Linked DNA regions of Mus musculus: region 1 is linked to region 2. Evidence: chromatin loops called from intact Hi-C (ENCODE). Cell type or tissue: heart. All regions are shown on one strand. Links, peaks and the distances in the headings refer to the core of each region. The heading gives the core; the rest is flanking DNA.

The links. Peaks named below come from ENCODE experiments on the same cell type or tissue, not always from the same donor. Only the 100,000 strongest peaks of a DNase experiment are listed, where the experiment ranks them.
Region 1: a loop joins it to region 2, with 2.0 times the contacts of the local background. A loop is called at or near these places in 8 of 42 quality-filtered maps.

What each region holds. Positions count from the first base shown.
Region 1 is chr2:153,574,163-153,590,024 of GRCm38, forward strand. No RefSeq gene overlaps it. Among named protein-coding and RNA genes, the nearest start is that of Commd7, 51 kb to the right of the region's middle. In heart, for the core only: no CTCF peak of the experiment used is centred there; no DNase peak of the experiment used is centred there; H3K27ac peaks cover 5,493 bases.
Region 2 is chr2:153,520,759-153,536,620 of GRCm38, forward strand. It overlaps Nol4l (nucleolar protein 4-like), which reads right to left and starts at 9,213. Exons shown (of 11, transcript NM_001134300.2): 1 at 8,684-9,213. The coding sequence starts at 9,004. In heart, for the core only: no CTCF peak of the experiment used is centred there; DNase peaks (open chromatin) are centred at 7,523, 8,073, 8,473, 8,663 and 1 weaker place; H3K4me3 peaks cover 4,799 bases; H3K27ac peaks cover 6,127 bases; H3K27me3 peaks cover 1,347 bases.

The sequences.
Region 1 (15,862 bases), core at 3,841-11,840, 53 kb after region 2:
ACTTACTCTGCCCACAGCTGCCTCAATTTGACACTGTAAGTCTTGCTTCCAACAACCCTCTCTGGTCTGCAGACCAAGAGGATTAGCTGTCCCAGCTTCTCCCCAGCCTTACGAGGTAGGTGGGACATGTTCATCCCACTGCTGGGAGCCAGCAGCCTGAGCCACCCAGGGTGAGATGGGGCTTGCATCTGTATTTGTAGCCCAGGCCCAAAACAGAAGTGCTGAGCCTGCCTGTGAGTGAATGGGAAAAGGAAGGAGCAGCAACTCCACCTTCTAGGAACTTTTGCTCAAAGCCACCTTCTCTGCGGGACTTTCCCTGGCTACCCTGCCCACTCCCTCCCTGCCCCATTTCCCTGGCATTTCTCACCAACTAACATGCTGTCTCTTACCCACCTAGTGCACCCTCTTGAGGGACTCTCTCTCCCTCTAGAGCAGTGAGTCTCAACCTTTCTAACACGGCGACACTTTACCACATTTCCTCATGTGGTAGTGACCACCCCCCATCCATAAAATTATTTCTGTTGCTACTTCATAAGTTTGCTACTGTTAGGAATCATAGATATCTGATATGCAGGATTTCTGATAGGCTACCCCATTGAAAGAGACTATTGACCCCCACGGGGGTCATGACCCACAGGTTGAGAACTGATGCTCTACTGCTGTTCTAGAGTATGGGCACCATGTGGGGAGGGCCTTTGATTTTTACTGCAAGCAAGCCCGTCCATCAGTGTCTGGAAGTTCCTGGCGAGGGAGTGAGTGGCTAAGCCTTCTTCCTCTTCCCGGCCAATCTGGAGCCTGTGGTCTTCATCCCAGGTGTTTGCTCTTTTAATTCGTTCAGTAGACAGGGGAGCGCGCGCACACGTGCGTGCGTGCCTGCGTGTGTGTGTGTGTGTGTGTGTGTGTGTGTGTGTGCACCCGCACACTCGCGTTTGTAGAGCAGAGTTCTAGTCTGTCTAGTCTGACGGCAGCAGGAGGGACAAGACTCAGAGGCCAAGGACCCGGTACCTGGGGAGAAGTCACAGAACCCAATTCTTTCCGCAACAATCCAAAAGACCTGGATTGTGGATCGATGGCAGATAATAAATCCAACATGTGCTCTGGTGTCACTCTGAGCATTCCTCCTGCATTTCCTCCATTAATCCCTAAATCTCTGATGTGCTGGTGTGCTCCCCTTCTGCGGCTGAAGATACTGAGAGCCAGAGAGAGCTTGACTCATTGGCTCAGAAGACCAAAGCAGATACATGGAGTGTCAGAACCAGACCCAAGCTTGCTCTAACCCATCTGGAAGCTTGGTTTGAGGAGGATGAATTAGGTTCAGAGAGGTGCTATCCCCTGCCTAAAGTCACAGTGCTGGGCAGAGGTTGGGTTGGGATTCATGCCAGGGTCCCCAGGACTCCAGAGGAGGCTGAGGGTCCACTGGAGGAGGGGCTGGATTAGATGAAAGGGAGGGGTCAGGGGCAGAGGGCAGAGAAGGACAGGATACAAACCAGGTGGCAGCTGTGCTTGTGAGGCCCAGAGCAGCTGTCTCCAAAGGAGCACGGGAGGGACCAGGCCTGAGGGAAAGGTGGAGGTCCCCTTCCCCCTCTACTGCTCAATAGGCAGAGGTCCAGCCTCCCTGGCACTCAGGGAGCTGCCCTGGGCGTGGGGAGGAGCGTGTGGGGTTGGGTGGCCGGTTGCCTTTATTGGGCTACTCCTCCTTGGCTCCCTGCATGCGTGAACCTGAGGCTCACAGTCCTGTCGCTCACAAGGACAATTGTTTCCAAATCAGGCCTGTGTGCTGGAGACACCAGTACTCAGTACTCGTTCTTCGCAGTTCTAGGGTAAGGTCTGAGGGGCCCTAACTACAGCTGGGGGAACAGTTCAGTGGTAAAGGGTTGGCTTAGCATGTGAGAGGGCTTGGGTCTGAGTCCCCGTTAGGAGAAAGCCTAGCTTATTTCATTCATGCACCCACCTATAACAGGCAGGCAAGCAGAGTTGAGATGGTGAGGTTCCTCAAGTCCCTAAGAGGGAGATTATTTAAGTTTTCAAGAAGATACACAGTGGCTGGGGAGATTGGCTTAGCTGTGAAGAGCCCTTGCTGTTCTTCCAGAGGACCCGAGTTCAGTTCCCAGAACCCATGACAGGAAGCTCACAACTGCCTAAGACTTCAGCTCCAGGGGATCCGACACCTTATCTGACTTCTGCAGGCACCTGCACACACATGGTACATATACAACACACACATACACACACACACATACACACACACACATTCTCGAGTGCATGAATGAGGAGGTGGAGGAGGGAGGAACAGAGACAGAGAGACACACATACTCAAAAAGAAATCTTTAAAGCCAGGTGCACTAGCCCATGCTTTTAGTCCCAGCACTTGGAAGACAGAGGCAAGCAGATCTCTGTGTGTTCAAGGCCAGCCTGGTGTAGTTAGTGAGTTCAAGTCCTGCCAGGCCAGGGCTATATAGAGAGCCCCTACCCTAAAAAAATAAAATAAATAAAAAATAAAAAAAATAATAAGATTTTTAAAAAGAAAGTGAAAAGAGCTACAAGTACTAGGACTGTATTTTAGTAGAAGAGTGCCTCCCTAGACGATCTAGGTCTGAGCCCCAACACTCCCACAAAAAACAAAACAAGCAAACTAAAAAACACCAACATCCGCCGGGCGTGGTGGTGCACGCCTTTAATCCCAGCACTCGGGAGGCAGAGGCAGGCGGATTTCTGAGTTCGAGGCCAGCCTGGTCTACAAAGTGAGCTCCAGGACAGCCAGGGCTATACAGAGAAACCCTGTTCGAAAAACCAAAACAACAACAACAACAACAACAACAACAACAACAAAAAACAACAAAAAAACACCAACATCCAAAAGGAGGGCTTGGCCCACCGCAGGCTTAAATGGGAGAAATCCTTATTTCAAACAATAGAGCAGTAACTCCCCACCCTGTTGCTGGGTTTCCCTTTGCCCAGGTCTATGGGAACATAGTGGAGGTCCCTCCTGCAGATAGCACAACAGTCTTTTGAGGCCACCTCTTCCTTGGGGGGTGGGGGTGGGGCCAAGCAGCAGCAACAACCTGGCTTTTAGCCAAGCAAATGAGCCCAGGGACACTGCACAGGGCGCAGCCTCCCAGCCTCAGTTCCTTTGCTATATCACACAATGAACGGATCATTTCAGGGTGCAAGGGTGTGGCTGAAGCTGGTGATGGGCCATGGCAGGTGTGTGGACAGAGGATGACTCTCCAATAATCTCCAGGGCTCTCTCGGGTCTGTCCTCAGATCCCAGCTTTTAAACTATGGAAATGTAAATTATGGTCTGGTTGAAGCACAAGCACGTGTCAGACAGGAGCTGTGGCCTGGCCAGTTCTCCACAGGGGCACAAAAGTAGTCATAGCAGGGCATCTGGTGGCAGATTGTATCTGAAGCCCTGGTGGGTGTAAGGTCAGCGGCTGTGTGACCCTTTCGTGACTTCCAAAAACCAGGTTCAGTTAGTCCATTGTTACAGTAAAGATGTGAAATGCCCCCCCTGCCTCCAAAACCCATGTGTGGAAGGCCTGATTTCCAGCTGGTGGCGCCACAGGGGTGACCCAATGAGGACACTGCCCTCACTACCTCAGTCATGGATCCTCTGATGAGGTCTGAGCTGAAGGGGTGTGAGGTGGGCATGGATATGGGTCACTGGGTGAAGCTTTGGGGGTATGTTCTGTCACCAGCCCCTACCCCATCTCTGACTCTGCACCTCACTGACCAAACTGAAGTGGAAACTTGAGGGTTTTTTGGAGAGTCGGTTGGATGGTGTTTGGGGGGTGGGGGTGGGGGGCAAACATGTGAAGGAACGTTTCGCTGAAGCAGATACAGGAGAGAGGATGTTCTGCTAAAGCAAGCACATGAAAGGATATGTGACGAAGGATTCTTTGCTAACAACACACATGCATTGGTCTGCCTTACGTTGTGTAGTTGAGCTGCATTGGTCGGGATGGCATAGAAACACACCAAAAACCTTCTGGTGGTGTGCTGCAGTTTCTTACCACTTCTGTGGACTCAAGCTGATTGGATTCACATGCTAAGGTAAGACAAGTACTGAGGCAAGGCACGTGGGGGACACGTGATGTTTGGAGGGTATAAATAGGACTCCACAGAGTGACGGAGACAGAGCTTGGTTTGCTGGGACAGCTAGCTGGGCAACACTTGTGGGTCTCAAGTCTTCGCTGATAACACAGACAGACTTGCTCCAGAGAACCTTTCTAAACAGGCCCACCATCAATCACCCCATCCCACCCCTACCATCCTGCCCCATATTCTTTCTTTTCCACTACCTCTGGTGGGTGATGGGCTACAAGGGAGGTAAAGTATTTAAGAACGATCATTAAAAATAAGGATTGAAATAATTAAAGTTACACCAAGCCTTGTGAAACTGAGATCCAAAATAAACCTTCCTGCCCTACAGAGTTCACAGCGGGTTTTGTCACACGGACAAAATACAAAACAAAACAAAAACCAAACCAAACCAACCAAGCGTGTCACGGTTACCTCAAAGATGGAGACACGGAGGCTTTAAGAGTCGAGATCACGGCGGGGCGTGGTGGCGCACGCCTTTGATCCCAGCACTCGGGAGGCAGAGACAGGTAGATTTCTGAGTTCGAGGCCAGCCTGGTCTACAAAATGAGTTCCAGGACAGCCAGGGCTACACAGAGAAACCCTGTCTCAAAAAAAAAAAAAAAAAAGTCGAGATCACGGTCCTTGTCCCCAGGTGAGAGAATTCAAGGCTTGAGCCAAAGTCGAGCTCACGAGGTGAAGATGCTCGCCCTAAAGATGCTGGCCCATAAGCCTGGTGACCTTCATTCAACCCCAAAACTGAAAGAACAGACTCCATGCAACCATGCTCTGACATCCACAAGGGCACTGTAGTGTCTAATGGGGATGAGTGGTGCCGTGGTGTGAGCTTGTATTCCCAGTGGAGGCAGAGTAGAGGGATCTCTGAGTTGGAAGCCAGCCTGGTCTACATAGTATCAAGTCCAGGCCAGGCAGACCTAGTGAGACCCTGTCTCGAACATATAAAAGTAAAAGTGAAACTTAAACCTGAGGCCAGCATTGGCCTAGCACCCTGGGTTCACTTCCCAGCAGCTTTGTGGGAAAACAATTGGACAAGGTTGTTGTTGTTTTGTTTTTCCTTGATGTGGAGTTCCACTGTGTTGCTCAGGTTAGCTTCCAATTTTTGACTCTCCTGCCTCAGCCTCCTAAGTGCTGGAACTCCAGGTATGTGCCACCACCCTGGATCCCGGGACATCTTCGGGCATCTGGCCTCCTACCCAAAATGCTCACAATAGCTAGAAAGGAAGCCTTGCTGGGCCAGGCTGGGCTGACTCTATAAAAGGTGTTCAGATGGACAGACAACACATATCAGTCTCTCTAGGACTGAGTGAGCCGAAGGGAAAAGAGAAGGAAACCCCCTCACCAGGAAATGGCCAAAGCACCCACGGCTGCCCAGCCTAGCTTAACTAGGCCCCACAGACCAGACAGACGCCCGAGTGCGGTCAGGGTTCAGGGTTGAACCAAACCAGCTTCAGGTGAAGAAGATGAGTCGGAGGATCAAGGGTCTCCTGCACCGAGGATCAAGGGTCTCCTGCACCGAGGAACAAGGGTCTCCTGTACCGAGGATCAAGGGTCTCCTGCACCTGCAGAGGAGCCTGTGACCAAGAGTCATCGAATAGGGTCCATGCCACTTTCAAGAGGCCTCTAACATCTCCCTGTCGATATCTAGGCAACCAGATGCATCTCCCAGCCTGATGGCCTTGATCTAGAAAATGTAGCAATTAACTAATCAATGGAGGACAGTGGCATTTATTGAGCAGCTACTATACACTGTACACCATAGAAAAAGCCCAGCATGTGATATGCTAAGACCTCAATTCATCTTGGTAATATTTTACAGAGGAAGAAACCAGGGGTTCACAGCAGTGAGGTCACAGTCGTGCTGGGCTTGGGGTTCCAAGGCGAGCTTCACCTCTCTAGCTCCTATACCCCTACTTCCACAGAGTGTGCTGCTGCCTGACATGAACCACACATGATGCAAGGCCTCAGCTCCGCCTTGCTCCTTAGATCCTGGCTTCTTGCTAACCCACACTCTCAGCATCTGGGATGCAGCAAGGGAATCACTGAGAGTCTGGTCCACATTGTAGACAAGGAAACTGAGCTGGGCAGAAGTGGTGCAAGGCTTTAATCTCAGCCCTTAGGATGCAGAGCTGTGAGTTCCAAGCCAGCCTGGTCTACAGAGTTAATTCCAGGATAGCCAAGGCTACACAGAGAAACCCCATCTCGAAAAACAACAAAAACTAAACAAAGAACAAAAAAGAAACTAGCCACCTCCTGTAGTGGTTCATACCTCCATCCCCTGCACTGGCAAGAGGTTTGTCTATGTGAAGCCAGTCTGGCCTCCATGGGGACTAAAAAGAGAAGGGGCAGTGGGTGGAGTTCATTCTGGCTCAGCTGGTAGCGTGCTTGCTGGCCATGTGCTGAAGCCCTAGGTTCAATCCCACACTGGATTAAAAAAAAAGCCTGGCTCACCCCAGCACTCAGGAGGTGAACACAAAGGGATCCAAAGTTCACGATTACCCTCAACTCCACAGGTCAAGGCCAGCCTGGGTTACAGAGAGCCTGTCTCAAAAAGAAGAGGGGGAGGGGCTCCAATTAAAAGAACAAAAAAAACAAAAGCCCCTTTGGTTTTGTCAGTCAAGGCCCTGAAGAATCTGGCCATGGCAACTCATGATCTTTAATCCGGGGTCAGGGTAAGCAGATAGTATCTATCAGTGCTCTGAGCAGGCTGAGACATGGTCCCCTGTCCAAGGTCACCCTGCCAGTAGGAAGCCTTCCTAGAGAACCTGGCCTGAATTTGTCTAAACCCAAAGCTCTCTGTCGTCCTGGCTGCCCCCTGTGACAGACTCCAGCCCTGTATTCTGCTCAGAATCTAAGGGCATTTTAGAACCCTGCAAGTTCAAGGTCTTCCTCTACTATGTAGGGCACTTGAGGCCTGCCTGGACCACATGAGACCCTGTCTCAGACACACAAAATGTGGGACTACCCAGACAGCTCTAGCAGAAAGCAGGAGAAACAGATTCCACACGGGGGACAGGGCTAGAAGCCCCTTCCGCTGTTCTTGACAGCCCTGCCCTCAGTGGGGCAGTATCCAGAACCGAGACCTTGGGCTCCCAGCTTCAGAGGGACAGTAGAAGAGGCAAGAAGAGTAGCCAAGGGATTTGGGGCAGGCAGACGCTCTACTCTTTCTCCTCAGGGACTCACCAGCTCTTCTGGTGATATCTTTCCTGCTGACCTCCAAGAGCAGCCACTGGGGCAAGATGGGAGGCCCACATCCCCAATTCTAACTGCTTGGGGCTCTGCTGCAGTGAGGAGCTGTGGTGACTTGCCCAAAGCAACGTAGCTTGGCAGTAATGAGTGTCGAAGGTCAGGCTAACTCTGTACTAGTTGGCTTTGCTGCTGGGAGACCCGAGGCTGGTTGCTCAACCTCTCTGTGCCTCATTTCCCTCATTTACAAGTTACTAGAGTTTCCTGAGTTCACATTCTGCATCAGCTGTGTAGCCTAGAGTGAGTGACTTACGCCGACTCTGTTTACTCTAAAATAAAGCCGAGCTCTTGGCGTATATTTGGTGAGGGACTGGCAGGAGTATAGAGAAGTCACTTGTCCAAGGTTTCCTGGCAAGTGTCACCTGGAGGCCCAAAGGTCCTGATGAGTGATGCTATGGTTATGACTCTGCTGCCCGGGCTCTGTGGTTAATGCCTACAATCCTTTGGAGGCTGAGACAGGGGGATTGCAACTTCAGAGCCAACTTCCATAGCAAGTTTGCAGCTAGCCCGAGCTCCACGGCATCACAAACTCCTGTCATAGCAACAGGACAGGATCTGAGAGGTGGCTCAGGGGTTAAGATCAGGCACTGCTCTTCCAGAGGACCTGAGTTCAAATTCTAGAACCCACATCAGGTGACTTGCAACCATCTGTAACTCCGGCTCCACGCAGATTCAGTTCCTCGACTTTGTGGGCACCTGTGTTCATATGCACACACCTACAGACATGTGGACACATAATCAAAAGTAGTAAAAACAAATCTTAAAAAAAAAAAGAAAGAAAGAAAGAAAGAAAGAAAGAAAGACCCAGAGCCGGGCATGGTGGCATATAACTTTAGTGTCAGCACTCAGGAGGGAGGGGGAGACAGATCTCTGTGAGTTCGAGGCCTTCATAGTCTTCATAGCAAGTTCCAGGCCTGCAAAGGGCTGCACAGTGAGACCCTGCCTTTAGTGAGGGGCATGATAGTGCATTCCCATAATCTCAGTACCCAGGAGGACAGAGTTAGAGGCTACCCTAGTGAGACCCTCTCTAAATAAATAAAACCAAACAAAACCAGTGCTGGTGTGGCTCAGTTGGAAGAGCCCTTGCCTGTCACATAAAAAAGAGCCCCCAGCACTGAATGAGTTCATAGGAGGCAGTAGGATCAGAAGTCCAAGTTCACTCTTTGCTACCTAGGGAGTTCAAAACCAACCTAGACTACAGAGAAGGCAGGGCCAGCCATGGTGAAGATGGAGAGAACGGACCTGATTCCGAACAAAAAACTAGCACTGCCTAGAGTAGCCTAGAAGAAGAGAACCGGATCCCAGTCTGGGGCCGTGGCTCGGTGAGAAGTCCCTGAGAAGCAAGGGTATGCCCACCATTCCATCCCCACACTGAAGAAAAAGGAAATGAAAAGAAACATTCTAGAAGCCATCTTCAAGGAGAAAAACTTGGTGGGGGTAAGTGGGGGTACTGTCTGAATTCGGCTGTTATACATCATTACTGTCCAAGAGCAGATAACGTAACCCTTGTATGGAGCTGCCCCTGGCCTGACACCAAGGCCTCATGCCTACCAGTCCCCTGCTTCCTGGAGGCCCATCCTCCCCAGCTCCACCTTGCCACGCCCTGTCTCTTCGTCCACTTCAGGTCTCCCAGCAAAGCCCCAAGATCTAGAGTGGAGTCCTGGCCCCTCTCCGGGTCTCAGCTTCTCAGCCATGGGGAGGAGAAAGAGGAAGAGGAAAAAATGTGGGGAAGCAGCAAAATGCAGGGCCTGTCTCTGCACAGGAGCAATCGAGACAGGGACACACACACCCCCACCCCACCCCCGTGCGTGCGCGCTAGTAGCTTCCAAAGGGGAAAGCAGTCTCTTACAGTGGGACAGCTCGGCTTCAGTCCCATTCAACTGGAGGTTACCCGAGCTGGTCCAACCCAACTCAACCTGACCTGGGAGGGGGCCGAGAAGGAAGCTGAGCATCATGGGTACAAAGGTCGCAGCTCCACCGTCTCCTTGAGGTTTCAGCCAGGCAGCTGGCTGTGTCCACCCCACATTCTGGGGAGGGAAATAAGTATGGGAGGGTGACAGGGGACACTTTGAGGTGGTGGCCACCTCTGTGAGTGAGAGAGGCAGCTGCTCAGCCAAGAACTGGGGGCAGGGGCGCCTCCTGCGGCTAATTAAACTGAGCCGGTGATGAATCGGTAGAGGTTACAGCGTGCTAATTAAAGGTGCTGTATCTTGCCTGGCAAGGATGGAAGGCACCAGAAGCTCTGCAACCACAAGCAGGGCCAGGCCTGTGAGGCCTCCCACTGTGCAGGTTCTGGGTTGTCCTTCCCTTCTCCGCCCCTCCCCAGAGGGCCGGCCCCCTCCCCACTTCCCTATCTCTTCTGCCCACCTTGGGCCAGCCCTGCCTCCAACTTCCCCCGCCTTCCCACCACCCCAAATCCTCCCCAGATAAAGGCGAGCAGAGGCGAAGTAGAGCCTGTCGCCCTTAGCCTGAATCAGTGGTGGGTTCTGCGGGCGGGCGCTGTGTTGAGCCTCCGTGGAGCTCCTTTTAACCCCAATTCCTAATGTGTCACTGCTGAATTCAAGTGTAATAGGAACAAGGCCACCAAGACTTTTTTTTTTTTTTGAGACAGGGTTTCTCTGTGTAGCCCTGGCTGTCCTGGAATTCACTTTGTAGACCAGGCTGGCCTCGAACTCAGAAATCCTCCTGTTTTTGCCTCCCAAATGCTGGGATTAAAGGCGTGCACCACCATGCCCGGCTCGACTTCTAGAATCTTAACTACTTTTCTGTTTTGTTTTGTTTGGGGCTTTATTTCTATTAGAGAGACAGACAGACAGACAGACAGACAGACAGACAGGCAGGCAGGCAGGCAGACATGCAGAGAGTTAGTTCCCAAACACTCTAGCCTTAACAATACAGTCATGTCTGGGGAAAGTTAAACAAATGACCTCTGACCTTTGACCTTTGCACAGAGCAGGGAAAAAAGACTCCAAAGCACCCAGTCCTGCCCCAAGTTGGTTCCAGGCAGAGGTGTGGCTCAGTGGCTCCCCAGAGACTTGAGTTAGAGTCCAAGCCCGGCTCATTTGCCAATTATGTTAATTGGCAGGAGAAGCAGCTGCCCTGTGCCTTGACCTGTACCCCACCTGGAAGAGCCACTGAGACCGCAGCAAAGGAGACAACTCAGGTGAAACTAGTCCAGAGTCAGCTCCGACTGCTATGAGCCACTCTGACCTTCCAGCACCGGGATCATCTGGTTGGCCTGGCACCAGAACAATGCACCCCCACCCCCACCCCAAATCCAAAAGGCTGCAGCCTGTGTCCTGGAGAGGGTGATGAGAAGGGCAGGTGAGATAGCGCAGCTGGTTAAGAGCACTGACTGTTCTTCCAGGTGTTTTGAGTTCAATTCCCAGCAACCACATGGTGGCTCACAACCATCTGTAATGGGATCTGATGCCCTCTTCTGGGGTGTGTGACTGAAGACAGCTACAGTGTACTCATCTAAATATAAATAAATAAATAAATAAATAAATAAATAAATAAATAAATAAATAAATAAATAAATAAATAAATAAATAGCACTGGCTGTTCTACTGGAGTAAGTTAAGGTTCAACTCTTTTTTGTTTGTTTTGTTCTTTAGTTTTTGTTTTTGTTTGTTTGGGGTTTTTTGTTTTTGTTTTTTGTTTTTGTTTTTTGTTTTTTGTTTTTCGAGACAGGGTTTCTCTGTGTAGCCCTGGCTGTCCTGGAACTTACTCTGTAGACCAGGATGACCTCGAACTCAGAAATATGCCTGCCTCTGCCTCCCAAGTGCTGGGATCGAAGGTGTGCGCCACCACGCCCAGCTAAGGTTCAACTCTTAACACACAGTTCTGTTTAACTCGAATTCCAGGGAGACCCAATGCCCTGTTCTGATCAGCACACCAGACATGAGCATACATGCAGGAAGACCACTCATACACGTAAAATTCAATAAAATATTTCAAAGGATAAAATTTAGTTTGTTTTTTTTTTTTTTTAATTAAAAAGGTGACTGGCAGGATGGTGGCAGCATATGCCTCTAATCCCAACACTCCGGAGGCAGAAACAGGCAGATTTCTGAGCTGGAGACCAGCTTGGTCTACAGAGCAAATTCCAGGACACCCAGGGCTGACACAGGGAATCCTTGTCTCAAAAAACTAAAGACAAAATAGAGTGATTAGAGATGCTGAGTGGGGTGCTCATGAAGGGACTCTCCTGTGGAATGGGCTGCCGGATACAGAATTCAGCATTAGGCTTCACAAAGGAGACCAAGATGAACTTGGGACTCATTACTTCTCAGGGGACCCCAGTCTGGAATCAGAGAAAAAACAGTCACACATCTGGAGCTATGGGTCCAGGGTAGAGTGCTGGCTTGACATGTAGAAGGCCCTAGGCTCATCCCTAGCACCACAAAAGTGAACAAATTTAACTAAAAAGGAAAAGAAAAAAAAAATCCAGTGTAGAGACACACGATTATAATCTCAGCATCTGGTCGGCAGAGGCAAGGGGATAGGGGCTTCAGACCAGCCTTAGCTCCTTAGTAAGCTGAAGGCCAGTCTGAGCTGTAGTGACTCTGTCTCGACCCTCACCCAATGAAAGAACGCAGGCACAGGGAGGCTCTGGTGTCTCTATGCAAAGGCCTGAGTAGGAAGCGCTGCTGGTTTTGGAGGTCAGCTGCAAAACAGAAGGAAGGCAACTTTCTGACCTTGTTGGAGGGGGAAGCTGCTTTGTGGGTTCTGGGGGACACGGGCCTGATCACTCTAAGAAGCTCACAGACATCTGGAATTTCAGATACTGTGGTTTCAAGGACGGCAGGGTCCACAAATCCATTCATGTCTTTGAAGGGCTATGTTATCCCTCTTCATGGCCAGGCATACAGCTAGGATGAGAGCTTTTGCTGCTAAGTAACTCTGTGACGGAAGGAATACTGAGCCATCATGAGACCCAGACGCGTGAAACCCGTGGCTGAGAAACTCAGGACTACTGTCTGCCCTGACCCTGGGACCTTAGGCTACTTATCAAAGCTAGCAGGGATCTAGCCTCAAGAGTACGCCCCTATCCCACTATCCTCACTACAGGGAGGAGCGGGCACAAAGGTCCTAAGCAGGTGGCGCTACACGGAAGCCTATACTAGCAAAACCCGCAGCTCCTGGAAAACATCGGGTTGCCTCAGCGTCCCTGGGGGCCCCTTACCGGGAGCTCAGCCAAATGCTGGTCTATAGCACCCTCTGGTGGTAGTTTGGGGAAGTGGTGCACACAGAACCCACTGTTTGTTTAAGGTTGGGTGGGGCAGGTCATTATTGGAAGAGCGAACTACCCTTCCCAGACAAGAGAAAACAGGCCTAGAAGGGCAGTGGCTGCAGGGTCAATACTGACTCAAAACTGGAACCAGAACGCCTCTGTACCAAGTGACTTTACGTGGGGCTCTCCAAACACTCTACAGGCTGGGAGGTACGCAGTTACCAGAATGCTTGCTTAGCATGCACCAGTGTCTGAGTTCAGTCCCCAGAACTGCATAAAACTGGATATGGCTGGCGTGCACCTGCAATCCCAGCTCTTGGGAGGCGGAAGTTGAAGAATCAGAACGTCAAGGTCATTGACAACCACATCCAGAGGCCAACCTGGGGGAAAGGAGGGAGGTAGAGAGGAAAGGGGAGAAATGTAGAAAATGTTTAGAAATAAAATTAACAGAAGTAAGACTTTATACCCTGAAAACTATAAAACATTGCTTAAAATGTTTAAATAACCAAAATCAATGAAATATCTGTATTCTTGAGTCTGAGGACCAATTTTTTTTCCTTTTTTTTTTTTTTTTTTTTTGTTTTTTTGTTTTTTTCGAGACAGGGTTTTTCTGTATAGCCCTGGCTGTCCTGGAACTCACTCTGTAGACCAGGCTGGCCTCGAACTCAGAAATCCGCCTGCCTCTGCCTCCCAGGCTCTGTGTATGGCAAGGCAAATGGATTAATCCTGAGATTTGTTCAGCCTGAACCTTAGTCTCTTATAGAGATGAACAAGTTAGTGGTAAGATTCACACAGAGACTAGAGAGACTTAGAATGATAATCTTTAAAAAGGAACAACACTTGGGAGTGGAGAGATGGCTCAGTGGTTAGGAGCACTGATTACTCTTCCAGAGGACTGGGGTTCAAATCCCAACACACACATGACAGCTCAGAATTATTTGTAACTTGAAGATCTGAGAAGATAGGAAAAAAAAAGAACAAACGAAAGAAGAAACACTTTTGGGGCTACTACACTTCCCATTGCAAAAGTTCTCAGATCACTGTCACAGTCAGAAGAGACAAGGGTAGAGAGGAGTAAAACAGCACTGAGAGTCCAAGGATAGACCTTCACATCTGACACAGCACTGAGAGTCCAAGGTTAGACCTTCACATCTGACACAGCACTGAGAGTCCAAGGATAGACCTTCACATTGAGGTCAGCCTCTCAACAAAGGCAGCAAGCCAGCTTAATAAGGACAGGACAACCTTCTCAACAAATATGGCAGCAGACACTTGTCACATGGTAGCAGACCCCTATCTCACACTACACAAACATTAACTGATGACAAACTGTAGGCCTAAATGTGAAGCCCAAACTGTACAACTGTCAGAGGAGGACATTCTGAGTATGAGAGGCCATGCTTGTAACTCCATCACTTGAGAGGCTGAGGCAGGAGAATCAAGAGTTTGTTCACATGGCAAGACCCTATTTCAAGAAAGAAAGAAGAATCAAGAGAAAGGAGCCATACATTCACATATACAGTCATGTGGCCCATTCACTCATTCACCCACACATGCACTCATGTGGCTCATTCATTCATTCACAGGTACACTCATGTGACTCATTCATTCATTCATTCATTCACATGTACACTTATATGACTGTTCACAGCAGCATTATTCATAGTTTTAAAAAAAATCAAGGGTCTCCCAAGCTGCTGGAGAGATGGCTTATCAGGCACTTGCTCTTCCAGAAGACATGGGTTTGATATGCAGCACCCACATGGTAGCTCACAACCACCCATAGCTCCAGTTACAGGGCTCCAACTCCCTTCTAACCTCTTAGGCGCACCAGGAATACACATGGTGCAGAGAAATACATGCAGGCAAAAGACACACATACAGTGACAATTTTAAATGAAAAAAAAAAAAAAAAGATCTCCTTCAAATGAAGGCTGGAGAAAGAGTGGGTGTCAGAAATTGAACTCAGCTCCTCTGCAAGAACGATATGCACTGGTAACTGCCACACCATCTTTCCAGGCCCTCTTCTTTATTTTATTTTATTTTATTTTATTTATTTATTTTGGTTTTTCGAGACAGGGTTTCTCTGTATAGCCCTGACTGTCCTGGAACTCACTTTGTAGACCAGGCTGGCCTCGAACTCAGAAATCCGCCTGCCTCTGCCTCCCAAGTGCTGGGATTAAAGGCGTGTGCCACCACGCCTGGCTTTTATTTTATTTTATCTTCTTTTAAAGATTTATTTATTTTATTTTATTATATGTGATTACGCTGTAGCTGTCTTGTCACTCCAGAAAAGGGCGTCAGATCTTGTTATGGATGGTTGTGAGCCACCATGTGGTTGCTGGGATTTGAGCTCAAGACCTTCGGAAGAGCAGTCGGTGCTCTTAATCGCTGAGCCATCTCACCAGCCCCTTATTTTATTTTTTAAGTCTGTCTTTTGACCTATAACTTTACTTCTAGAAAATTCTATGAGGAATCTTTCAAGTGTGACAGAACATAATATAAATATTTTAATAACAACATAGTTCGCTACAGCAAAAAAAAAAAAAAAAAAAAAAAAAAAAATTAAAATACCCTGTACCTGTGGGTAGGTTTATCCACCTCACTGTGGAACAATGACATCATCAAAAATGATGAACGATTAAAAAATAATAATGAAAAAATAAATTTAAAAGACAGAGGTGGGGCTGGTGAGATGGCTCAGCAGGTAAGAGCACCGACTGCTCTACTAAAGGTCTGAAGTTCAAATCCCAGCAACCACATGGTGGCTCACAACCACCCGTAATGAGATCTGACGCCTTCTTCTGGTGTGTTTGAAGTCAGTGTACTTATGTATAATAATAAATATTTGGGCCAGAGCAAGCAGGGACTGAGCAAGCAGGGTTGACTGAAGTGCAATGGTCCTAAAAATTCAATTCCCAGCAACCACATAGTGGCTCCCAACCATCTGTAATGGGATAGGATGCCCTATTCTGGTGTGTCTGAAGACAGCTACAGTGTAGGCATATAAATAAAATAAATCTTTAAAAAAAAAAAAAAGTCGGAGGCACTGAGTATCATTTGATAGTAGAGCTTCCCCCGACCCCCAGCATGTCTGAAGCCATGGGCTCAAGCCCTAGGATGACAAAAGTAAATGGAGGGGGTTGAGGCTGTGTCTTACCCTCAATCAGGACAGCCTGGTACCATCCCCAGCACAGCCTAAACTAGCTCTCCTGGCTCATGCCTATGACCTTAGCACTCAGGGGTGGAGGCAGGAGGATTGCAGCTCAAGGTTATCTCTGT
Region 2 (15,862 bases), core at 4,056-12,055:
TTCTTCAACTGGCCCATCCAGGTTCCCCCATTACAGTCTTCAGGACTCTGAGGCCGTTCTGGTCTCAGCAGACTAAATCAGCTGCTATCCCCAGCCATGGGGAAAGCCAGCCAGATTCCATCCCGCAAAGTCCTCATCAACCTGGTCCACCTGGCCACTGAGCCAACCTCTTTATCTCTTCTCTCACTGAAAGATACTTTGGGTACCTTAAGGCCTAGGTCAGAGGTCAGTTCTCCGAGGACTTTCCAGACATTCATGGGTTGAAGATTGGGAATGGCTCTGGGGCCTCTGGGGCCCTGAAGTGCAGGACTGGACAGACAGTTCTCAGAACCCTACTCAGAGGGAAGCATAAATAACCCTTCCTTGCAGGGAAACGCCCTCCCTCAGGAGCAGGGGCTATTCCAGGCCATTAGGATGCAAAGTAAACCAAATACACAGAGCCCTGCTAAAGCTGTCACCTTGAGGGAGAACACTGAAGCAGTACTGTCTACCCCAGCAGATAAGGGTGACAGGAAGATCGAGAGATGGGGACAGCATCCAAGAGACCTCAAGGAGGTCTCTGTGAAAAGGTGACATTTAGCAAAGATTGTAAGAAGACCGAGCTTGCCAGTCACACAGAATCCTGGGGTCAAGGCGGGTGGTTGGGGTTAGCCAGTGCAAGGGCCCTGGGGTCTACTGCACTTGCAAAATAGCAGAAGCCAGCAGGGTGTGGCCAGATGGATAAGGAAGAATGAAAAGCTATAAAGACAGCAGGCACAAGGGCAGTAGGTAGCTAGCCAGACACACGGGGCTCTGGGACTTCCACCCTTAGGTTGAGTGAGGTGGGGTTTTGTGGTTTGTTTCTGAGCTGAATCTCACTATATTGCCCAGGTTGTGTTTAAGCTGTCCTTCTTCTGAATGCTGAGGGTCACATTACGGGTATGTGCCAATAAGTCCAGGAAGAAGGTAAAAGTCCTGGAGGGCTCTGAACAGAACGATAGAACCTGGCTTTTGCTTTTCTCGAAGTCTCCTCTGGGTGTATGAATGAGGAAGAGATCCTCTGGCCAGAGTGGAGGTGGGAGCCAGTAGTAAGCTGATGCCCCTCCAGGCTGGTCAGGGCTGGGGACGGGGAAGGAGGCACAGATGTGGTGGTGTGTGAGTTGCTGAAGACAGTACCAGGAGTTTTCAAATGAGACAAAGATAAGATGAAGAAGAAAAGGGTAAGGAGACAAAGATAAGATGAAGAGAAAAAACAAAAAGAAAAAAAAAACCACCACCAACAACAAAATCAAAACTAAACAAAACAAAAAAAACCCTTCCTAGATGTAATGTGGCTCAGAAAGACAGGGTACAGGAGCCAGATGTGACAGAGGGGCTGAGCAACAGGGGAGGAGAGGAGGGGGCACGACTTGGCTTTCACAACCAGATTTTTGCTCAGCTCTGGATTCTGCAGGACCACCAGTGGATTCCCTCTGTGCTGCCTCACTTTTCCTATCTGCATCAGAGGAGCCCCAGGTCCCCGGGGTTGGCCAAGAGAAGAGAAGACTGAGAGGTTGGTGACCTTGTCCTCCAGAGCCAAGCAGCTTCCCTCCAGCCTCCCAACCCCCTGAGGCTGCCCAGGCCAGGCCTGCAGCTGCAGCTGATCAGGACCAAGAGAAGGGGAAAGGGGAGGAGGGAGGGAGGGAGGGAGGGAGGATGGCATCTGCCTCCCTAGGCTGGGCCAGCAGGTGGAAGGGCTGATGGAGGTCTGGAAGCCTCAGAATGGCCCTCGGGCAAGGGCTCTGTAAGCCTGGGGTGGGCGGAGGCTGAGGACACTCTGCAGCTACCCTCCCACAGCTCAGACAGAGCCAGACAGAGCTCTGGCGCCTGAGCCCTGCTTGGGGGTTGGGGGGTGGGGGCGGGGACCCAGGAAGGGCTTCTGACCTCTCTAGTCCCAGGTTTCAGGGGGCACATTAATTAATTGGCACATGGTAGGGGCTTGGGTGACTGGGAGATCTTCTCAGACCCTGGCCTAATAGCTTAGTATGTGGTGGGTGGGGCACTCAACAGGACCTACCAGGTTGTGGTAAATCTCCCACATGGGAGCCTCCATCTTCCTTGCACCGAAGAGGGATACAAAGGAAGGGGCTTCACTCAGTTCCCGCCACGTTTGCCAGACTCCCGATGGCACAGCACAGAGATGCCTCCAACACAATCTCAAGGACCAAACCCTGGCAGCTGCCTACTGAGTGCCAGGGATGGGACGAGGCTGGATCTCCACCTCCACAGTCCTTTTGAGCATCCGTGACAGCTTTCATCACTGTCTCCATTTTCCAGATGAGAAGAGTAAGGCTCAGAGAGCTGAGGCAGAAGCTCACTTTCCCTACCACTTGCTGCCTGCCGCAGGCTCCATGTGCCTTGGGACGTGAACTTCACACCAGTCCCACAGGTGAGGATGGAACAGGGACGCAGCCCCTTGGCCCTGTGGCTGCAAAGCCTATGCCCCAGTCTCACCCAGTATCTAAGTGCGGTACTTACTCTAACAAGCCAGTGGCCACAACAGGCTGCAGCCTCGCTTCCTCCCACCCCTCTGCCTCCTTTGGCGCTCAGGGGCCAGGCCTGGTTTTCACACTAGCAGGGTGACCTTGAGCACATTCCTCAACCACCGTCCTCAAGGACAGCCGCCGCTTTCCCAGGTTGTCCAGGTCCTGTATCCTTTGCCTGATTTCCAGACAAGGAAACTGAGGATTGAAGACCCAGGCAGGGCACCTGGGAACCTGTAGGTACCACCGAGATCCTGTCCATGGGATCTAATCTACTCACGTCTAGTTCCTATTCACACCCTGTCCCAGAAGCCTCCATTCTGCCCTAGGAATTGGACTTTGAACCTGGGGGTGGGAGGGGGCTGTTAAGGCCTTATCCTCCAGTCACTCTCTTTTACTTCGAGTCAACTGGCCAACAGGGACACACCAGAGTCAGGATGGCCACTTGGGCTAGCCTGGCTATAATCACACACACACACACACACCACGAGCAGCATACCACCAGCCAGCCAGGGCTTTCCATCAGAACCTCACACACAGTCACACCATGGTCTGCCAGCGCAGCACCCCAGGTGCTCCCACATCTGCCAACACAGACGATCACAGCCGAAGACATCATAAGCATACTGCCTCCCTCCACCTGCATGCACCCGTACCCCGGCATACACACACACACTCCCGCCAGCATCCTCAGCCAACACGCTGATAGGCATACCCACGGAGCTGACGTGTGTATGTACACTGCGCACATATGTTCTAGCCCATGGTCCCACACTCATGTACAGTGTCATCAGTGGTATAATCTCTAAGATAAGAGCTGCCTCATTGAAGCCAAGGCTTGTCTGAAGCCGGCACCTTTTGTGCCCGAAAAGCCCTAGCCACAGGTCTCCACACTCCAACTGCTTCCAACCCACCCACCAGTGGCTCCCAGGAGCAGTTTCAAGGTCTGGCTTTCTGGACAGGAAGGTAGTGCCTCAGGTCACAAAGGAGAGGGCAGACTACTTAGTGGAGGAAGAAGAGTACACATTGTCCCCACCACAGAGGAGCAACCCAGAGCCAGAGAAGAAACCTCAGAAAGTCATGGCCTGGCACTCAGCATCCAAATGGCACTTAGCTCAAAAATGCCTCCCCTAGGTTCTAGGACCCTGTTACCCAAATTATGGATGCTTAATTAATAAAAAGGCTTCCTTCTGCCACTCCTGAGAAATCTAAATGGGGCCTGTACCAGACACCACTGTCAACTCTGTCCCCAAAGTCCCCGGAGACCCAGGGTAACAGAGACCTTTCTCCCCCAAGCTTTTCCCATTGTGTCCAGGAAAGCCCCAGACATCTTACATGGCACCAATCTACAGTACCAGACATCTTGACCAGAGGTATTCTTCTAAACAAATTCAGACTAAAATGTAAGGGCCTATCATGAAAGGCTTAGACATTTAAATTAAGTTAGGTAGCAGTATTCCTCAGAGTCAGAACAGAAATGTATATGTGTTAGTACCCAGTCCCAAGGCCCACCCACTCACTAGTATGGCCTAGGGAAATTTCCTAAGTTCCCTAAGCTTCAGTTTACGTCTCTGTCAGGTGATGATAATAGCAGTGTTGGCCTCTAAGCTGCTGTGAGATTTCCACAAGCTGAGGCAGCATCTCACTCAACACAGTGACAAGCACACAGTAGGCCTACTGAGAAACAGGTGCCACACGGGCTCTGGCCTTTAACCCCAGCACTAGACAGACATAATCAGACAGATCTCTGCAAGTTTGAAACCAACCTAGTCTATACAGAGTTCCAGTCTAGCCAGGGGCTACACAGTGAGACCATGTCTAAAAGAGGAAAAAAAAAAAGGAGGAGGAGGAGAAGGAAGAAGGAGGTAGGAGAGAGGGAGAGAGGGAAAGGGGGACGGGGAAGGGGGAGAGAGGGGGGCTAGGATGAAAAGGAAAGAACACTGAGGGAGGTAGGTATCCCACTGAAGGTCAAAGCCTGTTGTTACTCAGTGGAAGCCTGTTACAGTGTTACACTACAGCATTAGAGGCCCTTTCCCGCCCAGGCCAGTGGCCGCAGGTGCCAAAGGTTTACACAAAAGCTCTGGGGAGGAAGACTTCAGACTGTGAAAATGCTTTCCACTAAATGAACGTCATCTGCAAACTGGGAAAAGACCACCATTAGTCAATTTGGCCAGCGCAACACCTGGGGTCCAGCTCGCAGAAGCCTGGTGTTGACAGTGAAGTTGGGCAATCACCGAGGGGACCCTGGAGGAATAGGGCACTCATGGTGGGATCCAGAGCATGTGCTGGGCCCAGGAGAGGCCATGGTGGAACTCAGAGACCTGTGCCCCCGATCCTAACACTCCACCAATGGAGCTGCCTCTCCCTAGGGGCTTCAGCTTGTGTACTGGAAGTTGATGCTCTTGGGCTGAGACAATTTCTCTCCAAAGAACCTTGGGGCTCTCTTGACCTGGGAATTGGCAGCTGGCTCAGGGTCCTACCCCAGCCTAATCTGTGACCCTCCCAGGTCCCAAGGCCAGTCCCACTCAGAGGCCAGGTGAAAAGAAGAGGAGCGGGTCATGTGGCTGGAACAAAATCCGAGGGTCTTCCCTCCAAGGGGTTCACTTCCCCTGCTTTTGCCACCAATGTGGTCAAAGCCAGCCAAACACAAGAAAGAGTACCGCCTAACCAGGCTTTGCCCAGCCAGAGGCCCTGGCTAGCTCTTATCATAGAAAGATCTTATCCCCATGAGCACCAGTGAGGGACTCCGCCCTCTCTCAGTCTTCTGCCTGCACCTTCCACTTCCTGTGACAACCTGCACACTGAGACCAGCCTGCCTCCCCCAAGCTAGGCGGCCCTCCCGCGCCAAGCCCCACCCCCAAGTGGGCCCCAGCTGCAGGAGGCCCTGCTGAGTGTAATTCCCTGCGCCCTCCTCTCTGCCCTGGCCCGTCCGGACAGATTAAGCCTTTGTCACACACACACACCCAGAAAAGCTCAGGGCCAGATGGGACAGGACAAGTGTCAGATCATAGACCCGAAGCCCGAAGCTAGCCTGGAAGCTGGGAACCAGCCCTGACCACAGCTTCTCCTAGAACTGTAGGGGGAGGGGAGGGGACCTGAGGAGGTTAAGAAGGCACACAGGATGGTGACTCCTTGACTACGAAGCCATACTTGGGCTTATCTCTGGCTCCCCAATTCCCTGACATTTCCTGCCAGCCTTCCCTCTCTACATCACTTAGTTAGCTGTACCTGTCTTTCCCGCTAGTCAGGTGTCCCAGGAGAAGTTGCTCACCCACCCCAAACGCCCAGTGTAAACCTCAAAAGCCTGGGGACTACCCCCAAGGCCTGGAGACTCGGAATAAATGTCACAGACAAAGGTTTATGGCCCAATGACCTTCACAAAAACCTACAGAAGACAAAACTACAAAATCTCCACTGACACCAGAAGCAAGGGCAACTTCAACTCCATGTGCATGTCCGCACATGTGTGTGTGTGTGTGTGTGTGTGTGTGTGTGTGTGTGTGTGAGTAAAGGCTGAGAGATGACCTTTACATCTTTCAAAAAAGGTCCCATTCAGTCCCTCCTCGGAAGAGGCCGCGGCTGCCTCAGAATTCCCAGCAGGGTCTGCTTCTTAGACCAGCTAAAAGGAAAATGGACATGGAAAAATTATAACGGCACCCGAGGAAGAGACCTGGTGATGGGGCGGCAACGCTCTAGGCATCTCCAGTGGCTGGCTCTGGCTGGCTAGGCAAGTGGCAGGTAACTAACAGGTTCTCTGGGGACAGGCAGGCTAGGCAAGCCGGCATGGGGAACTGGAGGAACAGGCTGTCACAGGAGGGCATGCCTGTTGTGTTTGTCATCCCTCTGGCAGCCTGGGCAGGGAGGCCTGGGTCCCCGGTTCTCTGCCTCCCAGGCAGGTGGTCCCCTAGGGGAAGGTTTATTATTGGTCTTGGGGCCAGGGTGGAGGCTTGTCAGGTCCCTGCTGTAAAAGGCAAGCAAGGTAGACCGAGTGGGCTTCGGGAAAGATCTGAAGCTGCTAGCTAGCTCACCCAGGACCTGAGCCCAGGCCTAGCACCAGCTTCCGCAAGTGGATGGGAAGGGGTGTTCTGGCATTGGCAGCTGTGTGGAATAAAGGGATGGACAAACCATCTCATGATTCCCACACCCTAAGGAAGTGGGTGACCCACAGAAAGACAGCAAGCCAGGTGTGGGAGTTCCCCTGAACCCCAATAGTGGGTGGACTGGGGATCCTGCCTCAGTCTGAAAAGGAGTTGGGGAAAGACTCTAAGCTGCTGGGAAAGGTAGCCAGGAGAAAGATGAGGTGGGGACTGACCTGGAGAAGCCCTGAAGGCTTAAGGCAGGGATCTAGCTAACAGTCTGGTGGGTGGCTGCCCTAGGAAGAGCCACCTTGATTGGGGATGGGGGGGTGGACGGTCCTCGTGATGGGACGAACCAAGTGGAAGTCGCAAACTGGCAGGTGGGAAGGGGTGACAGCTCACCTGTCCTTAAGGGCAAATGGACAGTGATTTGGATGGGGGAGGATCCTTGATACATCGGAGCAGGGGACAATGACCCAGACTCCCTGGGTTTGAAGACGAGTGTCCATTTATTTGGGGTTCCGTAACCCACGCTGTAGGGACTCGGCCCACCCTCCCGCTCCGGGAAGCCGGCGGGCGCGCCCCTCGGCCCTGCCCCCTGTTACCCGGCCGGCCGGAGGCGGCAGCGGCGCAGATGGGCTGCTGGCGGCCGCAGCGGCAGCGGCGCGGTTATCAGCGCTCCTCGCAGATGGGCCGCCAGCCCTCTGCGCTCGCGGCTCCCACTCCCCGCGGCCTGCAGCCCCGTCCCCTGGGCGCGGGGGGGTGGGGGGAGGCGCCTCGGGCTCCACTCTGCCTCCTGCCTCCCTCCCTCGCGGTCCCCTCACCCCGCGGGCCCGGCCCGGGCGGCCGCCGGAGGGGGAGGGGACAAGTGCACTTTTCGTAACGACCGAATCAATTGTGTGTGAAGAGCCCGCTCCGGCCGGGGACAGGGCTGAGCGCGGGGCGGGCGCGCCGGACGGGGGAGGAGCGCGGAGGGGGGAGCGGGGGAACAGGGAGGAGGGAGGCCGGCGCGGGGCGGCCGGGCTCTAGTGCTCCGGCCGGGCGAGGCCAGGGAGGGGCGGCGGGGAGGAGAGCTAGGCTGGCCCGACCGGGCCGGGGACCGAACACACTACCCGAAGGTCTGGGCAACGGAAAGTTCAAAGCTCAGCAGCGCCCCGAGAGCAGCCGCCCCCCCCCAGCCCCCACCCTCTGCAGAACAATGAGGTCCCGGAGGGGGGAGCCGCGGGGCCCAAGCCTCACGCCCTCTCGGGGCGCCCCGAACCGAAGGGGATGCCCCCGCCCGGCCACTGGCCACCAGCCTCCTTTCCCGGGGCTGCGGTTACCCGCCCCCCTCCCCAGCGCCAACCGGGCCAGCCTGAGAGACGGGGGAGGGGAGGGGATGAATAGGTCATGCCGCCCCCGTCCCAGGGTGGGGGGAGCGCGGGGCCCGGGGGGCGGCGGGGACGCCCCACCCACCCTTGGGAGGCTGCTCCTGCGCCAGGCTGCGGCTCTGGCTGCCCCTCCCCGGGCCAGTGCCGGGTGGGGTCGGGGCGACAGTGCCAGGGCTAGCCCCCTCCCCTAGTGCGGGGAGGCCCAGTGGACTCCCCGTCCCGCCGCTGCCCCTGCCTCCCCACCCCCGCAGCACCACCCTACACACACACACATAGATACACGCGCGCGCGCACACACACACACACACACACACGCACACACACACCGCCCAGCCGGCCCGGGGGCGGGAGCGCGAGGCGCCCGGGACAGGCGGCCTCCGGGCGGGAGGGGGGGAGGCTGGAGCTCCGTAGCAGCCGCCTGCTGGCTGGGGGGAAAGGGGGAGGGGAGGGGACGAGAGGACAGAACACGCTGGGGTGAGCAGCCCGGGACAGCCCGCCCGTCACGGCCATGGCCCGATCAGCGGCGCAGAGGGGGCAGGGACGCCCCAAACCCCGAGCGCTGCCCGGGCGGGCCAGGGAGGGCTAGTGAGCAGGGACACGCACGCCCCGGGTGGGCTAGACACACGGACAACCCCAGAAACACACCATTCGGACACACATCCACACCCCCACCCCGCCCCCGCCCTCCCCAATCCCGGCCACGGGACTAGCCCGCGGCCGCCGCGCGCGCACTCACCGAGCCCGTCTTGACCGGCACATACACCACTTGGCCCATCTTGGGTTCCCGGCCGCTGCCCAGGCGGAAGCCCTTGGAGCGCACCCAGAACTGGAACTTGCCTTTCTCGCCCGCCGCCGGGCCGCTGCCCGCGCCGGTCCCGCCGCCACCCTGCAGGACCTCGGCGATCCGCTGGTATTTGCTGCGTGTCACTGTCTTGGTTTTAGCCGAGTCGCCGTAGGTGCGCAGGCACCAGTCCCGGAACTGGCGGCCCAGCTCCGAGTCCCCGGGGCTGCGCTCGCGCTCCCAGCCCCCGCGCAGCAGCAGCGTCGGCTTCGGCATCCTCCCGCCGCGCCCGGCGCCCTCGGGGGCGGGCCGGCCACCGGGCCGCCCGGTGCTGGAACTGGGCTGGGCTGGGCCGGGCTGGGCAGGGGCGCGCCGCGGCCCGGGCTGTCCCGCGGTGTGGCTCTGGCGCGGCTGCTGGATGGGCGCGGGCGGCGGCCGGACGCGCGGGGCTGCGGCGCGCTCTGTCCTGCTCGGGCGGCGGCGGCGGCGGCGGCGGCGTTGGCGGCGGCGGCTCCGACTCGCCTCCTGCTCCGCCTCCTCCTCCCCCCGGCCGGGATGCAGGAGAGATGGAGGCAGCTCCGGGCCCGGAGGTGCAGAGGGGGCGGGCCGCCCCGCGGGCGGCCAGGGGAGGCGGGAGGCGGGGAGCGGCCCCGGGCACGGGGAGCGAGACCGAGCCTGGGCGCGGGCGGCAGCGGTGGCTGTCAGCTTGCGCGGCTCATCCTGCTCCTGCTCTGGCTCCGGCTGGGGCTCCCGCTGCTGCTGCTCTTCCTCCTCCTCCTCCTCCTCCTCCCGCGCCCGCCTCCACCACGCCGCGGGATCCCACCTGTTAGAGCGGCGCAGGCTGCGCCGCCGCCCGCCCCCCTCCCTCCCGCGCCCGCGCGCCCAGCCCCGCCCGGCCCGGCCCCTGGGGGCGCGGGGGCTGCTGCACCCGCAGCGGCCGGGAGGGCAGCAGCGGCAGGCGCGCGGTACCCAGCTAGGGATCGTGTTCCATCCGGCTGGTTCGGCCCACAGCCTGGAAGGCCGCACTCTGTCGGGACGGGCTGACTGTCCCGCAGGCAGTAGGGCACAGATCATAGCCCAGACACTGGCGTCCCCAGCCTCCCCGATTGGGTCGTCTTAGCCGAGGTAGCCCAACCCTGGCGGTGTGGGACAGGCTCCTCTCCTCACTCCTGCAATTGGCCTGACCGCTCTGGTGTCAGTATGGGTGCCAGAATAGGAATGTTCCCCCGGGGGGGGGACCCCAAGCCACCACCCTTTGGACCCCCAAACTTTCTCTCCTTCCACCTCATCTGAATTCCCCCAAGATTGGCCGGCCTTGCCTTAGTGTAGGTGGGGGTGGGTAGCCCCAGGCCCTATAGAAGTCACCTTGTCCGGTGGCCTTCCTGGTGCCAACCTCACTGAGCCTCTGAAGACCTTGAACACACCCACAAACCCATTCTGAGAAGCCTGACCTTCCCGGATGCACCTTGGCCTAGAATCCCTTGGAGAATAAACTTAGTGATCTCACACCCCCTCCCACCTGAGCAGATCTGACCAGTGTAGAACTTCCTCCTCCCCTATGAATTATAAGCATAAATAAAGGTTCAAGTCAATCCTCGAAGATTTCTGCCTTCCTTTCTTATCAGGGCATAAGAAATTACTGCATTATCCTTTCTGCTGTCCCCTGGCGGCCACCCCCATGTCATCAGGCCACTCTTACAGACACATTATCACTCAAGAGTTGAGTCCCAGAACAGGATCATTTTCTGCCTAAGAACTCCAAGGTGCCCATACCCGAGTCATTGAGACAATTGTGTGCCAGGCCCTGGCAGCTGTGAAGCCATCCCCATCTTAGAGAAGGGGGCCTCGGGATTCGAGAGGTGGCCTGATCTACTCAAGGTCATGAGAAAGAGGGAGATGGGGTGTGAGTTTCGGCTCAGTTCTGCCTGACACCCGCTACCATTTCACACATATGCCTCCCCTCTCAGGTGGGAGCTACAGCTCGCTCCCCACACCCCTCCAGCCAGAGTCTCCAGATGCTCAGGGCCCATATCTGACTCATCCCTGAATTTCCCGGCCCTGGTACAGCATCTGGCACACAGTAGGTGCCAATAAATGCTGGGAAGAACCTAAGGGGTCTTCCAAGTTCCAACCTCTCTGTATGTCACATAGATTATTTTTAGATAATTTACATTTCCATGTTACTTTATATACGCCAACAACTCCACACTCACTTTTCCTCCTCATCTTCCCAAGATCTCTTTTTGGATCCCTGCTGCTATACCCACTTTAAAGAGGTGGCCACTGGGAGCTGGGCGTGGGGATAAAAGAGGCAGAAAGATTGAGTTCAAGGCCAGTCTCCATAGCATACATAGTAAGCTTCAAGACAGGTTGGGTTCCACTGGGGATCAGAGAAGGGAAAGTTCTAGCAAAAGATGACCAGCCCTGGAGTCTAGGGGCTTCTACATGACTTTTCAAGTGTAAAGACATCCCTCCAGCTGGCTCCCCCCCCAAACCCCCACTCCCCACCCCCAGCCCTCCACCCCTCACCACCACCACCACCACCACCCCACCCCCCACCCCCACCCTCAGCTAAGAGCCAACGTGTTCTGCCTGCCAGTGCTCCTGATCATTGAATAAAGGGGTCCTGTAGGTGGCAGGGTCATTGTCTCAGCCCACCAAATAACCACTAATCCAGACCACCTCTCCACCAGTCTAGGTCTTTGCCTGCTTTTCAGGTCCCAAATATCTACTTGTTAGTCTTGGACTGAGGTCTAGTATGTCTGGTGAGCTTTGTGCAGACATCAGTCAGACTTGGAATCAAATCCAGTTGGGATTTGAAGTAGCATACTCCATGATCCTAGGCTCCACCCCACAGCTTCCATTCTTGCTGGATGGCCCCAACTTTCTCAGCTGTGGGTTAAGCAGTATGTCATGGATAGAAATACTAAAGATACTAGATGTAAGGATATCTGCTGTATAAGGTACTCAATGAGGGTCCTCTTCTTCATGGGGAACCACAAAGTATTAAGGGTGGGAAATGACATTTACTGATACCTGTTTTTGGTGTTTCATTCTTTTGGCAAACATTGGTAGAAACATGTTTGTGGGATTCTCACAGCCCCACTCTCCTGAAACTCCTCAGTGGGTGGGGCGAATGGCTTTCAAGCAAACCAGCTGTCAGTCATTGAAATTGCGGGAAAGGGGCCATGGTGGAAACAGCATACTATGAAGTACTATGGAGTAAATAATGCAGGAAGTGGCTGCTATTCTTAGGGGCTAGGCAGGCCCCTCTGAGGAGGGAGGCTTGGAGAGGTGCCTTCAATGGCAGGTGCCCTGGAGCCAGTCATGCTAAGATCCAGGCAAATAGCCTTCTAGGCAGAGGGAACAGCAGAGACAAAAGCCCTCCTGTGAGATGGGGCCAGGAAGATGGCTCAGCAACCTATTGAAGGTGCTTGCCGCTGAACCTGATAACCTGAGTTCAAACCTCAGGACCCACATACTAGACAGAACCAATTCCCGCAAGCTGCCCTCTGACCTCCACATGGCATGTCCCACTGCCCTCCCTGAAATAGATATATAAATGTAATTTTAAAAATTTTAAACCAGACATAGTAGCACATACCTTTCATCCCAACACTAGGGAGGCAGAGACAGATGGATCTCTGTGAGTTTGACACCAACCTGTTCTCCAAGAGAGCCAGGACAGTCAGAGCTATGTAGAGAGATCTTGTCTTTTAAAAACAAAGCAAAACAAACAAACAAAGCCGGGCGTGGTGGCGCACGCCTTTAATCCCAGCACTCGGGAGGCAGAGGCAGGCGGATTTCTGAGTTCGAGGCCAGCCTGGTCTACAGAGTGAGTTCCAGGACAGCCAGGACTACACAGAGAAACCCTGTCTCGAAAAGCCAAAAAAAAAAAAAAAAATATATATATATATATATATATATATATATATATATATGTATATATATATATTCTAGAAAGCAGAATTGGTGAGCAGAGAGGGGTTGGAAATCAGGAATTTTGTCTTTTGTTTTCTGAGACAGTCTTAGAAGTCGCTGGCTGGCCTGGAACTTGCTATATAGACCAGGCTAGTCTTGAACTCCCAGAGATCCACCCACCTCTGCCTCCTGAGTGCTGGGATTAAAGGTATGTGCTCCTATGCCCAGAAGACTGCAGGAGTCTTGATGACCAGGGGGAGACTCTGGATTGTAGCCTAGATGCATAGGAGCTAGTTAGAGACTGGGTATGGAGGGAGTGAGGGAAGAGGGAAGCTTCAAAGCTATGAGAGCTGAAGCTTGGGCTTCTCCCCATTGCTCCCCAATATCAGGCATATATAGCCTCTTGTCTCAAGAAGTGCTGGAAAGAGACTGAAGAGAGCTGAATCCTGGGGTGAGGATGGTCTTCTAACCCCACACTCATCCCCGCTACTGTGGAAACAGATCTCTGGAACTCTGGCCTGTTCCTGTCAACAGCATCCTGCCCCCAGAGGATGCTGGGTCAGGGCATCTCCCCACATCTGCTCCTCTCTTCCTCTCCTTCCAGACCCCTGTCAAGGGGACAAAGGAAGTTGCCTATTAGCCAAAGACTAGTGAAATGCCCTGTTTGGTTTTTTGTTAAGGTGCATTTATTTTATTTTATGAGTATGAGAGGTTTGCCTACATGTATGTATGTATACCAGTTCCATGTAGTGCCTACAAGAGGCCAGAAGAGGGTACTAGATCTCCTGGAACTGGAGTTGCAGAAAGGTGTAAGCCTCCACGTGTGTGCTGGGAACTGAACCCATATCCTCTACAAGATATGCAAATGCTCTTAACCTCTGAGCCATCTCTTCAGCCCCTACCTGGGGTTTTTTGTTTGTTTGCTTGTTTTTGTGTTTTGTTCTGGTTTGTGTGTGTGTGGGGGGGGGGGGAGGTTGTTTGTTTTAATTCTTGGACCAGATGTCCAAACCCCAGGCCTATCTATAGCCCCTTCCAGTGGGGCTAGCAATGGGCGAGGTCACTCAGATCAGTAGACAGATCAGCTAAATCCCAGAAAAGGTAGGAAGCTGGAGGGCAGAGCAGCTGGCTTTGTCTTTCTTTGATCACCTGCCTGTCATTGAGCTGTCCTACGTTCAGGACAGTGGGAATATAAACACACAATGGCCACAAGGCCTATAAGGCTCCGGCTTGGGGTCTGAGCCAAGAGATTCAGGCCCTGACAGAGGCCCACTCCCCTGAGAGCTGGAAGTAGCTAGAGCCCGGCCTGACACCACTCTTAGAAACCACATCCACCTTGGTATCTCCCTGCCAGTCTGTCTAGCCACCTGGCTTACTACAGGCTCACCTCATCCAGAAAAGCCTTCTCATCCCTCAGTTGACTCAAGGACTTCTTCTGGTCACTGATGGACCACTGGACTTTCCCCAGTGTTGGCTTGAACCCACAATTGCAACATCCTCTACTTTCTAGTACCCAGGGTAAAGTTTGTGACTTAATAAATAATTATTGCATGCACATATGCATGTGTAAATGAATGAATTGGTTCTTGAATGAACGAATGAATGAATGAATGAATGGGTTCTCAAAAAGGAAATGTCAGACTGAAATCTACAGTACTTACCACCATACTGGTCTTGTCACACCATCCACATTTATCGTTCTCCTAACCCTGCTCTTGGTGACATAAGTCCCTTATCTGTAGGCTCAGTTTTAAAGGCTGGTAAAATGGGGATACTGATGATAGCCCCCTCCCCCTCTCGGGGCTGTGTGCAAATGAGCAATTGCTCAGTGCTAGCTCTGGCTATTATTATGTCCACCAACCATTCATTTGGACATTTGCTCCAGCATCTTCTGTGTCAGACAGCTATTCAGTGTGGGAAATCAGTAGTCAGTGAGCCGGATACTGCTCAGCCTCTGTGGCACTAAGCTGGCTTTTTTTTTTTTTTTTTGACATAAAGTCTCAAGTGTCTCTAGCTGGCCTCATACTATGTATCTGAGTATGACCTTGAACTTCTTTCTGACTCCATTTTCAAGTACTAGGAGTATAGGTGTGTGTGGCTTAGGAATTCTCTGCTTACTAAGCTACATGCCCAGACTGAGATTTTAAACTCGAGGGCCTTCAGTAGACGGAAGTCTTCACAGCAAAGAATAGAAGAGAGATTAGGTCTCCGCTTCTGCGGTGACCTGGGCTGTCTGTGGGTACACAGCCAAGTGGGACAAGCTCTGCCCACTTTCCTAGGCTCTTGAATTCAACAGCCACCTTTCTAGAAGTTAAAACTGAAGGAGATATGGAAAGTAACTTATTAGGGGTTTCATTCAAATATCGCTTCCCTGGAGGAGCGCCCTCTGCCCTGTTGAAAAATCCCTTGGGCATCCATCCCCTGCCTGCTTGGTCTATCTTTCCAGACTCAGCATCTCCCTCCACTGTGACACTTCATGGGTGACTTGGGCTGTCCCACCCACCAGGATATGTGTTCCAAAGAGCAAGGACTCTGTCCTGTCCACTGTGGTATGTACAATGTTTATGACAGTGAAGGGATGAAGGAAGCCAGCCAATAGAGAGGCTCATACCTGTAATCCCAGCACTTGGGAGACCCAAGTAGGCCGATCATGAGTTTGAGTCCAGCCTGAGCTACACACTCTATCTCAAGCTCCCAAGTAGGAATGAGCCAGTGAAGAAACCTGAAATGTGTGCGCACAGTGAGCCTTGTAATGGAGACTTCTGATGCAATGGAGAAGCAAGGCCAGCAAGTCATTTCCCCTTCATGCAGCCTCAGTTTCCTCATCTGTAGAATGGAGCCAAGTGCCTGCTTGGCAGAAGCTTTGTGAGATGCCATCCCAACGTGGGACAGATGGGTGTGCCATCAAGGTGACAGATGGAGCCCTCAATGGGGGAGGGGAGGCTAAGAAAAGGGGCCTGGAGGCTTCCTATGGGACACAAAGGAAGCTGACACTGGATCTGTCCCGTCACCTGAACTCACCGGTAATTTATTGATGCTGGACTCCGGCACCCAGTGGCATGCCAGGTCAGCTTCACAGAATGGGGTAGTGCCCTAGGACTCCCTCTGCCTCATCCCTGAAGGCCTGAGGTGGGGAGCATGAGTCTGATTGGCACTAAAAAACTGCCTAGCGAGGCCCCCTCCACACTCCCCACTGTGCGCCAGGCACTGGGGAGA